2 separate regions of the Homo sapiens genome follow, and region 2 is linked to region 1. Evidence: chromatin contacts called from ENCODE Hi-C or POLR2A ChIA-PET data. All regions are on one chromosome and are shown on one strand. The core of a region is the stretch at or near the end of the contact, and the rest is flanking DNA. Distances in the headings are between cores, read along the strand shown. Region 1 has its middle 220 kb from the start of ACVR2A. Region 2 has its middle 340 kb from the start of LINC01911.

Region 1 (6,165 bases), core at 1,632-4,131:
AGCATCCAAGTACATACTAATACGCTCCCATGTCAAAGAGGTCCTATTCCTCTTCACTTCAGTTTGCATCCTATTCTGACATTATACCATGTCATGAGGGCCCACTGCTCTTGTATGCAAAGCAGGTTCAGAGTAAATGAGCTAAAAATGTCTTATATACATAATGGCTCTTGTCTCAACTTAGCTGTGAATACTAGATTGCTGCAAACACCAAAATAATAGTGCTGCTAATGAGGAGATTTGTTCATAACTTACTACACTGTCAAATTTAATGTTCAACCATAATGGTTATTATTTATTGATATGTTGTGTGTATACAAAGCAGTGGCTGAGGCCAAAAGCAGACTCTTAAGAGAGTTCAAGCCTAATAGATTATGAAAAATCTCCTAAAGAGAACTATTTTTTTAATTTGGGGGCCCAAAATGTTTGTTGTTTATCATATCTTGATTGAAAAGACAGAGGTCTAGAAATAAAGTCAGAATACTAGGGATCATTCTATAGGAGACTAGAATAAATTTACAAGTGACAACCTCCAGTGCTGGTGAGGATGCAGACAAACAAGCACTTTCATACCTCATCAGCGGAAATGCCTTTGATCCAGCCTTTTAGAAAGGAAGCTCACATATATATTAAAATTTTAAAAGCATTTTAAAGTTTTATAAAATTTTAAAAGTCATATTAAAATTTGACTCAGCAATTTTACTTCTGGGAATCAATCCTGTAAAAATTGAAGTATCAGTACATAAATACATATATAATAAGGAAGTTTATTGCAGTTGTGTTTGTAATGGCAAAAACTTGAAACAACCTACCTGTCTACAAAGGGTGGAAAGTTTGAATAGATAGCAATGGATCCATATGGTGCAGCTTATCATGCAACTATCAAAAGAAAGAGTCTGGCCAGGCTCAGTGGCTCACACCTGTAATCCCAGCACTTTGGGAGGCTGAGACAGGCAGATCACCTGAAGTCAGGAATTTGAGACCAGCCTGGCCAACATGGCAAAACCCCATCTCTACTAAAAATACAAAAATTAGCCAGGCATGGTGGCGTGCCTGTAATCCCAGCTACTTGGGAGGCTGAGGCAAAAGAATCACTTGAACCAGGGAAGTGAAGGTTGCAGTGAGCCAAGATCACACCACGGCACTCCAACCTGGGCAATAGAGTGAGACTCTATCTCAAAAAAAAAAAAAAAAAAAAGAAGTCAGATTTACATATTAACTTCAAGAGATGTCCATGATATAGTATTGAGAAAAGCAAACTGCAGGGAAGAAGAGAGAGAGATATATAAATAGTATGATCACATCTTTGTTTAAAAGAACAGAATAGTAGAGTTTGAATTTGAGCTTTGCAATTTAAGTGATCTTTGAACCTTAATTCTTTTTTTCTTCTTGCTTTTTTTCATTGTTTTGCTGCGTTCAAGGTTTGCCTAGAAGAACCTTAATTCTTCATCTGCAAAATAAAGGCAATCTTTTTGTAAGATGATGATGAAAATGACTTCTGAACTGTAAATAACAACTAAATGTCATATAATATTCTTATAAAATGGTCTTGTGTGAGTCTGAAGTGTAGGCTCCACAATGTCCTCAAAGGGTAGTATCAACTTGCAAAGTTTTATTTGGGTGTATCCATGCCAATATCAGGCACCTCCTCTGGTTTCCAATTGTGTGCAACCAGATTCACAAGGGAGAAGACAAATGGTAAATTATACTTAAGACCACTGCAGATCACTCTTAAAATGCCAAGAAAACAACTGCCCATGTTCCTCCAAGGAGTCACACAATCCATTCAGTACTTTCAGGACTGACAAGATCATGTTTATTTCAGTGGCTGGGTAAGTAGAGCATCATAGAAGATAACAGCTTTGTAGAAATATGGTTGTATATAAAAAGTGTTTTCACCTTTTAAAGTCAATACATTCTCTCTCCACCTTATCCTAATAGATAGTTTTAATCATACAATAAACATAATTTTATATCCCATCTCTGGGCCAGATGGCCTGCATTCCAATCCTGGGCTCTACTTCCAGCTGTGTAACCTTGGAAAATTACTTAACCTCTGTCTCAGTTCCTTCATTTGCAAAATGGGAGTAATAATAATACGTACCATGTACGATTGTGATAATTAAATGAGTTAAAACATGTAAAGAATGTAAAATTGAGATATTAGCTAATAGGTACTAAATAAATGTTAGTTTATTATTAAATGCTATTATCTTAATCTTTCCATTTAACACAAATATATACACTTTTCCCATATTTATTATATAGTCTTCATAGCCAACATTTTATTGGTGCATAATAGTATATAAATAGCATACTCTGTTAAGTGGGTGTGCTATAATTTATTTCAACATTATTCAAGACATGGGAATAATGCTTGCTTCTTATTTTTCAAAATTTTTTATATTTTACATTTATTAATAATATCTTAATGTCTTTGTACAGTGACTTTTTCCATATTCTGGATTATTACTGTAAGCTCGATCCCTAGAAAGAGTTTAGAGGAATAATTGGTATAGAAATCTTTAGGTATTTTGATACATCTTGAAAGTTGGACTTTTGATTATAAAGATTCTATCTTTGCTTATTCCTTTCTGAACCTCTACTCAGAACTTGACACAAGGCTCTTCATCCAGCCATTCAACACCTGCTGATATTTGTTCTCAAGGTACATTTAAGAAAGGTCATTATAAGAAATTACCATATTAAAATTCATCTACAAAATTATTTGAGTTTCATCTTTAAAAGATAGTTTTCTAAGTATATAATCACTTCATATTAGAGCTTTGTTGCTAATAAGGGAAATTTGAACTCCAAAAAAAACCACCAGAAAAACCCACTTACTCAATGATATTTTTAGCACGTAAAATTCCCCCTATGAATCATATGCTCACAAACCATGCACCCCTAAATATTTAGCTCCTTCTGACTCATTCTGAAACATTCTGACAACTTCTCCATTGAAATTTAAAATTTCCCAATACTGTAAGATCCTCCTTTCCTCTAATTAATTAGTTCCCTTTCCCATTGGCAAAATGCAGTAGTGATAATCTCTACACTTACAGACTGTGGAATGGAGCACACAGCTGGAATCTTTCACTGCCCACAAGTCTACATTTTCCCATCTTCCTGGTATGTCTCTCTCACCTAATACTGGATTTTCATTGCCCTCTTTTCCTGCCACTGACAACCACCACCCACAGGTAAAATCTTATCCTTCAAAATCTTGGATGTGTCCTAAAACCCCATTTTCAACTGTATTAATGAGAGTTCTCCAGAGAAACAGAACCAATAGACTATATATATGCATATGTATGTGTGTATAAAATAGAATATATATGTGTATACATATAGAAAAAGAGAGAGAGAGATTTAAAACGAATTGACTTATATGATTATAGAGGCTAAAATGCCCCAAGATTTGCAGTTGGCAATCAGCAAACTAGAGAACCAGGGTAGCCAATGGCATAAGTTCCAGTCAGAAAGCTTGCAAGCTGAAGAACCAAGAAGAACCAATGTTTGAGTCTGAAGGCGGGAAAAGACCAATGTTCCAGCTCAGGCAGTGAGGTGGGAGGCATCCCCCCTTACTCAAGGGAGGTTTAGCCTTTTTGTTCTATTCGGGCCTTCATGTGATTGGATGAGGCCCACCCATATAAGGGAGGAAAATCTGCTTTGCTCAATCTATGGATTCAAATGTGGATCTCATCCAAAGCACCCCAACAGATACACCCAGAAATAATGTTTGACCAAATATCAGGGCACCCCATGGTCCAGTAAAGTTGACCCATAAAATTAACTATCACACCATCTGCAGACTCTGGTTTCTGCGCTCTCTCTGCACCGTTTGCTTAAGAAATCACACCCTCTTCACTAATATCTGCGGATTGATGCAGTCTTTCTCTCCCATAACACTCTGCTTACTTCCTACTCTACTAGCAACACACTTCCGAGTGCTCTGTCTTATGCGGGGGTCACTCCACACAGAAAGCTCCCACCACACATGAGAAAAATTGAATTCATAATGTTTGTTCTCAATGGCCCCTTCTCTTATTGTCAATGATTATAGTACCCAAAAAATAAACATGGAACTCATTCCTCAGGTATTTTTCTATTCTGTTGCTACAAATCACACCAGGTTGCTGGTCTGGCCAGCTTTCAAGTTTCTTTGCCACCAATTATTGAATTAATTAGTTTTCCAGCAAGCTTGCTCTTTGTTCTGTGTAGTACATAAATGGCACTCGGGGTGGAAAGTTTACAGTAAGAAAGCAAGACAAGTGCTCATTTAAGTCACCATGAAAAGCACTTAAAACCCCCACACCTTCCAAGTAGACCCTCACTGACCATTATCTACCTCTCAGGCAGGACCAAGTGAGTGGCTTTAGAGACCTGAAAATTTCACCTCAGCGGCCTTGCATGAACCCAAACTAAATTTGAAATATAAAGTCATTCTTTGAAACCTCACTGGAAATGCTAGCAATATGTCTGGGTGATGCTTCTGGCTGGCAAAATGGCAAGTCATTTATCCTTTCTGCCCTTGTTTCCTCATATGTGAAATGAGGAACACTGACTCACTTCACAGGAAGGCTGCATGCGTTTAATTAGTTAACAACACACATCAAAAATACAAACTGCAGAATACCTTTGCTCAGCCGGAAGCTCAGTAAACCTGCCAGGAGCATTCATTGCTTAGTTGATCTAACCTAGATCTTTCCTTACGTCGTGGCTCTGGTTCTGCTCTGACCCATAAACACGTTTTTGTCTACATGTACAGATTCTTACAGACACATGGATTTTAGATTTCTATTTTAATGTTTTCTTTTTATGACTGCAATTGTTGAGGTTTTATGTTTTCTTTATCAAATGTTCACTAAGATCCCTATTTACTACAGAAAACTTTAGACACCCATGCCAAAAAATTGCATGTCCGACTAGCATATCCTAGCCAAATGAGCCCACATCAAACTCAGCTTTACTTTCCTTACTCCAAAGTACCTTCTGTGACTAGACAAAAGATGATGGAAACTTCATCCTAGAACATCAGACCCTGCCAGGCACATTTCCATCTGTCCTATTGAAGATTGCCAAAAGCATTTTCTGAAGATTTTTTTCTCATAAAATTCATCAATCAAAAATTCTTTCAGGCAGAAGTTATTTAAGGACTAGGAAATGTAGTGATTCCTTCCCTGACTGACCTCTTGGACTGCAGGAGACACACCTAACCACAATGGAAGGAGGAAAACAACTGATGCACCGTCAGGATCTGTTTACTTCCTTTCAGCCACACACTCCCCACTGCCACCAGCACACATACAGACATTCAGCCTAAGTGATCAACAATCATAGCCTTACAAAAAAAGAGGAAATCAGGTGTCTTGAACTCTAAAGGAAGTGGGAAACTTCACAGCTAGAGCCTGGAACCCAGAAGTTAGGAGATAAATCAAATTGATGCCAAGGAGGAAAGGTTGAGGCCAACAGCTTGGGTTTGAATGGATCAATGGCTGGCCAACCAAGTCAAAAAGTAGCCTGACTATGTTGACATTGGAGCAAGGGAAAGTCTTGCTGATAAGCAGTGGCAGGGATAGAAAACATTCATATTAAATGTGTTTGTTCTCTTCTGCAGTGAAGACTAAATAGTTGAAGGGGAAAGCCTTCTTAGATTCCTCTCCTTGAACTAGCACTGTTAATTTGCTAACCTGTGCCAAATTACCAGTCACCTCTCATCAGTCCTCTCTTGTCAGTCCTACTTCTCAACTTTTCCCAAAGATTCTTAGGACCACTAAATCTTCCCACATCCAGTTCTCTTCCTTTTAGGCCCTTATTGCTTCAGGCTCTTCTTTTTTCATTTTTCTCCTAAATAGCCATGGCAGAATTATGCTGGGACATTGTAGTTTCTAGGTGCATTAGTATGTGAATTAGTCTTTATTTAAAGAAACTATGGCATGCCGATCACCATGTTGGGTATATAAGAATGCTTTTAAAAAATGAAGTCATTTCTTCTACCAATAAAATTTTCTTTCTAATTAAAGAGTTCATACCACCACAAATACAATAGCACTGAAAAAATGCATTAACAAAATGAGGTATAGGCAAACAGAAGTCAAGATACTACCAAATAAGCAGAATCCAGAGGTCCTAAAGGAGCACTCTCCAACCACAACCCCAGGA
Region 2 (6,165 bases), core at 2,464-4,963, 450 kb before region 1:
TATCTTCACCAATACTAGTGGTTATCTGTCTTCTTAATTTTAGCCATCCTAGTAGGTATACATTGGTATCTCAATGTGATTTTGATTTGCATCTCTTGTATGACTAATGATATTGACCATCATTTCACTTGATTTTCTGTCTAGTTGTTTTTGCCATTACTGAAAGTGACATTTAAAAATAAAAGTCTCCAGCAATTATTGTAGAGTGATCTTTTTTCTTCCTCCTATTCTGTCAGGTTTTCCTTCATGTATTTTGAGGCTCTCTTCTTAGGTGCATAGATGTTTGTAATTGCTATTTTTTTCAAGTGAATTGACACTTTTAAATGTCCTTTCTTATCTCAAGTAACTTTTTGTCATAAATTTTATTTTGTCTGATATTGGTAAGCCACTCCACATCTTTGCATGGTATAACTTTTTTCCATCCTTTTACATTCAACCTATTCGTATCTTTAAAGTGTATCTCTTATAGACAGTATTTAGTTAGACAATGTGTTTTTATTGCTTCTACTAATCTTTGACTTCTGATTGCACTGTTTAAATTTCATTTACATTTAATATAATTGCTAATAAGCTAGGATTGGCACTTATCATTTTTCTGTGTTTTCTGTTTTACCTTTTTTATTTCATTTCTCTATTATTGCCTTCTTTTATGCTAAATAGGTGTTTTCTAGTGTACAAGTTTAACTTTTATGTCACTTCTTTTACTGTATTTTTGAGTTATTTTCCTAGTGGTTGCCCTGAGGATTATCACTAACATCTTAATTTATAACAACCTAGTTCAGATTAATACCAACTTAATTTCAAATAACATATATATAACTAAAATATATAAAATATAATTTCAAATGTAAAATCTTTATGACTATATAGCTTCAATTTCCCTCCTTCTTTGTGCTATTATTATACATATTCAATCTGTGTTCATTATGAGCTCATCAACAGAACTTTATTGCTTTTTGTAATAGTCTTTTTTTTTAAATTAGGTTGGAGAAAAAGATTATAAACAAAAATACATTTATATTGTCTTTTATATGTACCATATGTACTTTGACCAGTGTTCTTTGTTTCTTCATGTGAATTTGAGCTACTGCCTTATATCCTTTCATTTTAGCCTAAAAGATTTCCCTTAGTATTTCTTATAGGTCAGGTCTGCAAGGGAGTAATTCCTTTAGTTTTTGTTTATCTGGAAGATGTTAATTTTTTTTTTTTTTTTTTTTTTGAGACAGAGTCTCGCTCTGTCACCCAGGCTGGAATGCAGTGGTATGATCTTGGCTCACTGCAACCTCTGCCTCCCGGGTTCAAATGATTTTTCCTGCCTCAGTCTCCTGAGTAGCTGGGACTACAGGTGTGTGCCACCACACCCAGCTAATTTTTTATATTTTTAATAGAGATGGTGTTTCACCATGTTAGCCAGGATGGTCTCGATCTCCTGACCTCATGATCTGCCTGCCTAGGCCTCCCAAAGTGCTGGGATTAATTACAGGCATGAGCTACCACGCCTAGTCAAATTTTTTTTTATAGTTTTTTAACTTCTAAATTTGCTGGATAGTTTTGCTGCCCACCACTCTTTTTTCTTTTAGCATCCTAGATATATCATTCTACTGCCTCCTGGTTTTTACAATTTCTCATGAGAAATTCTCCGTCATCATTGAGAGTCCCTTGTATGCGATAAGCCACTTCTCTCTTGCTGCTTTCAGGAGTCCCTGTTTGTCTCTGTCTTTTGGCAGTTTGATTACAATGTGTCTTAGTGAAGAGTCTTTGAATTATCCTACTTAGAGTTTGTTGAGCTCCTTGGATGTGTAGATTGTTTTTTTCATCAAATTTTGGAAATTTTCCAGTTCTAATCACTGTTGAGCCCTTCCAATGGCTCTACTTTTCTTTCACTTATCGTATTACTATTTTACTCAGAATTGCTGTTTTTAAAATAATTTCTACTTTTTAAATGATATTCTCTATTTGATAAGACACTATCTTATACTTTCCTTTAGCTATTTAGCAATGGTTTTCTTTAGTTCTTTGAACATATTTAAATAGTTACTTTAAATTATTTTTCTACTTAGTCCAATGTTTAAGCTTCCTCAGGGGAATTTTCTATTGACTGTTTTTTCTGTTTATGGGCCATGCTTTCCTCTTCCTTATATGCTTCAGATTTTTTTTTTTTTTGAAAATTGGACATTATAAATAGTAATGTTGTAGAACTTTCTCCTTAGTTCAGCTAAAAACGGGTTCCTTGTCACATGACCAGGCTCATAGACACATAAAAGGGTGAGAAAAATGGAACTTATTGGGCAGAAAGGAAAAAAAAAGTCAGCAAAGTGAGAGAGGGTCCTGTTACCAGGTCCCCATCTCACAGATTGAATCCCATGTTACCATCGAGAAACAGGAGGGGCTAGGCTTCTCCACCCTGCAAATGGTGCAAACTTGCTGAGACTCCACCCCAGTCTGCACTCCTCCCAGAGCACAGGCTGGTTGGAGGGTCTCCGGGGACCCCTTTATATTTGGCTATCTCAGTAATAACATACCAGCTCTGGAAATTCAGCCAAGTCATCCAGGATTTTTGTATTGATACAGTTTGTTGTTGCTGCAATTATTGTTTTTTATGCTGCTGTTGCTGATGTTTGTTTGCTAAATGACATTATTGAACTAATTACTTAAAGTCTATAACCTTTATTGTATGTGGCCACTGAAGTCTCTTTCATAGCTTAATGATCTGCTGTGATTGAATAGAAAGATTCTTAAATGACTTAAACCAGTAAGTCTCCCAATCTTTACTGAAGAGCTCTTCGTGTTTGTGTTGAGGCAACTTCAGTGTTCCAGCAGATAGTTTATACATCTTCCTTAGTCTTCACTTCCTATTTATACAAAGCCTCAACATCAACCAGATGTAAGAGAATAGGGGCTTTCCTGGACATGTGCACAAGCCTACACCTGTATGTTTCCTTCTAAGTTCTCAGAAACGTGTTCTAGTTTCTCAAAGCCTCCTATGGGCATCTCATTCCCCAGCCTTTTCTTTTATGTTTTTTGATCTGCTTCCTGTTTGTCCCAACTATTATTGCCACCTTCTGCAGCTTACATGTTAAACAATTGACATTGATTTTATTGATAAAATGCTCCTGAGGAAAAGCTGTCTGATTGAGTAAGCCCTGAAGCAATGCAAATAAAGACAAATTCTGCAAGTGGTGGTTTCCAGGGAACTCCCCTACATGTCAAATAATGAAAATTATCTGGGAATGAAAACTTTGGGTAGCCCAGACTCATTCTGTCCTTTCCCATGACTATTAGGTTGCTGTTTTTCATGACTATAGTGATTGCAAGGCTGTTGGTTTTTAAGATTACCATGATACTGAGGAGAGAGCTAATGGACTAGGGAAGATTAAAACCACAAAACTTAGGAAAACCAATGTCAACAAGATAGAAGAATAGGAGGCCCTCGGCCCCCTTTCCCCCTGAAAACACTGACTTAACAATAATAAGTATATTGTTGTCAGTAGACCAAATTGCCTTTGTGAGAAAACAAGAAACCAGGTAAGAGGTTGTGGCAGTCCAGGCTAGCACTAAGCCAATAGAACTGCATTAAAACAGGTAAAAAGGATTCCCAGGCAAGATGGCCAAACAGGAAGAGCTCTGGTCTGCAGCTCCCAGCAAGACCAATGCAAAAGGCGGGTGATTTCTGCATTTCCAACCTAGGTACCCGGTTCATCTCATTGGGACTGGTTAGACAGTGGGTGCAGCCCACAGAGGGCAAGCAGAAGCAGGGTGAGTCATTGCCTCACCCAGGAAGTGCAAGAGGTTGGGGAACTCCCTCCCCTAGCCAAGGGAAGCCGTGAGGAACTGTGCCATGATGAATGGTGCACTCTGGCCCAGATACTATGCTTTTTTTTGCAACCCACAGACCAGGAAATTCCCTCAGGTGCCTACACCACCAGGGCCCTGGGTTTCAGGCACAAAACAGGGTGGCCATTTGAGCAGACAGTGAGCTAGTTGCAGAAATTTTTTTTTTGCACCCCAGTGGGGCCTGGAATGCGAGCAAGACAGAACCATTCACTCCCCTGGAAAGAGGGCTGAAGCCAGGGAGCCAAGTGGTCTTGCTCAGCTGATCCCACCCCAATGGAGCCCAACAAGTTAAGATCCACCGTATTGAAATTCTCACTGCCAGTTCAGCAGTCTGAAGCCAACCTGGGATGCCTGAGCTTGGTCGGGGGAAGGGTGTTCACCATTACTGAGGCTTGAGTAGGCAGTTTTCCCTTCACAGTGTAAACAAAGCTGCTGGGAAGTTTGGACCAGGCAGAACCCACCACAGTGTTGCAAAGCCACTGTAGCCAGACTGCCTCTCTAGATTCCTCCTCTCTGGGCAGGGCATCTTTGAAAGAAAGGCAGCAGCCCCAGTCAGGGGCTTATAGATAAAACTCCCATCTCCCTGGGACAGAGCACCTGGGGGAAGGGGTAGCTCTGGGGGCAGCTTCTGCAGACTTAAACAGTTCTGCCTGCCAGCTCTGAGTTAACAGACACCTCATGCAGGAGAGCTCTGGCTGGCATCTGGTGGGTGCCCCTCTGGGATGAAGCTTCCAGAGGAAGGAGCAGGCAGCAATCTTTTCTGTTCTTTAGCCTCTGCTAGTGATACCCAGGCAAACAAGGTCTGGAGTGGACCTCCAGCAAACTCCAGCAGACCTACAGAAGAGGGGCCTGACTGTTAGAAGGAAAACTAACAAACAGAAACCAATAGCATCAATATCAAAAAAAAGGATGACCACACAAAAACCCCATCCGAAGGTCACCAATAGCAAAGACCAAAGGTAGAGAAATCCATGAAGATGAGGAAAAAACAGAGCAAAAAGGCTGAAAATTCCCAAAACCAGAATGCCTCTTCTCCTCCAAAGGATCACAACTCCTTGCCAGCAAGGGAACAAAACTGGAAGGAGAATGAGTTTGATGAATTGACAGAAGTAGCTTCAGAAGGTGCGTAATAACAAACTCCTCCAAGCTAAAGGACCACGTTCTAACCCAAGGCAAGGAAGCTAAGAACCTTGATAAAAGGTTACAGGAACTAACTAGAATAACCAGCTCAGAGAAGAACATAAATGACCTGATGGAACTGAAAAACACAGCAAGAGAACCTCGTGAAGCATACACAAGTATCAATAGCCGGAATCAGTCAAGCGGAAGAAAGGCTATCAGAGATTGAAGATCAACTTAAGGAAATAAAGGGTGAAGACAACATTAGAGAAAATAGAATGAAAAGGAATGAACAAAGCTATCAAGAAATTTGGAACTATGTGAAAAGACCAAACTTATGTTTGATTGGTATACCTGAAAGTGATGGGGAGAATGGAACCAAGGTGGAAAATACGCTTCAGGATATTATCCAGGAGAACTTCCCCAGCCCAGCAAGACAGGCCAACATTCAAATTCAAGAAATACAGAGAACACCACAAAGCTGCTCCTCAAGAGGAGCAATACCAAGCACATAACCATCAGATTCACCAAGGTTCAAATGAAGGAAAAAATGTTAAGGGCAGCCAGAGAGAAAGCCCAGGTTATCCACAAAGGAAAGCCCATCAGACTAACAGAGGATCTCTCTGCAGAAACCCTACAAGCCAGAAGACAGTAGGGGCCAATATTCAATGTTGTTAAAGAAAAGAATTTTCAACCCAGAATTTCATATCCAGCCAAACTAAGCAAAGGAGAAATAAAATCCCTTACAGACAAGCAAATGCTAAGAGATTTGGTCACCACCAGGCCTGCCTTACAAGAACTCCTGAAGAAAGTACTAAATATGGAAAGGAAAAACTGGTATTAGCCACTGCAAAAACATACCAAAATGTAAAGACCAACGACACTATGAAGAAACTGCATCAACTAATGGGCAAAATAACCAGATAGCATCATAATGACAGGATCAAACTCACACATGACAATATTAACCTTAAATGTAAATGGGCTAAATGCCCCAATTAAAAGACACAGATTGGCAAATTGGATAGAGTCAAGACCCATCAGTGTGCTGTATTCAGGAGACCCATCTTACATGCAAAGACATACATAGGCTCAAAATAAAGGGATGGAGGAAAATTTAACAAGCAAATGGAAAGCAAAAAAAGCAGGGGTTGCAATCCTAGTCTCTGATAAAACAGACTTTAAACCAACAAACATCAAAAAAGATAAAGA

Evidence for each region. Hi-C counts contacts between places; a loop is a spot of excess contacts on that map. ChIA-PET counts read pairs that join two places held with the same protein, here RNA polymerase II (POLR2A). Pooled maps may share reads with other maps.
Region 2: a map of GM12878 shows a loop between it and region 1 (2.1-fold over the local background). The contact joins two enhancer-like sites. A Hi-C loop is called at or near these places in 1 of 168 maps with a recorded cell type or tissue (GM12878), 18 of 37 single-sample maps with no recorded cell type and 11 of 50 pooled maps. POLR2A ChIA-PET finds 5 or more read pairs at or near these places in 1 of 52 experiments (H1).

What each region holds. Positions count from the first base shown.
Region 1 is chr2:147,626,195-147,632,359 of GRCh38, forward strand. No RefSeq gene overlaps it. Among named protein-coding and RNA genes, the nearest start is that of ACVR2A, 220 kb to the right of the region's middle. Within about 2 kb of position 2,882, at least 2 of the 41 ENCODE cell types and tissues checked have a DNase peak (open chromatin) inside an H3K27ac peak, as active enhancers do; they include GM12878, where a contact is called at or near this core.
Region 2 is chr2:147,178,623-147,184,787 of GRCh38, forward strand. No RefSeq gene overlaps it. Among named protein-coding and RNA genes, the nearest start is that of LINC01911, 340 kb to the left of the region's middle. RefSeq lists enhancers at 3,079-3,128, 3,159-3,218. Within about 2 kb of position 3,714, at least 2 of the 41 ENCODE cell types and tissues checked have a DNase peak (open chromatin) inside an H3K27ac peak, as active enhancers do; they include GM12878, where a contact is called at or near this core.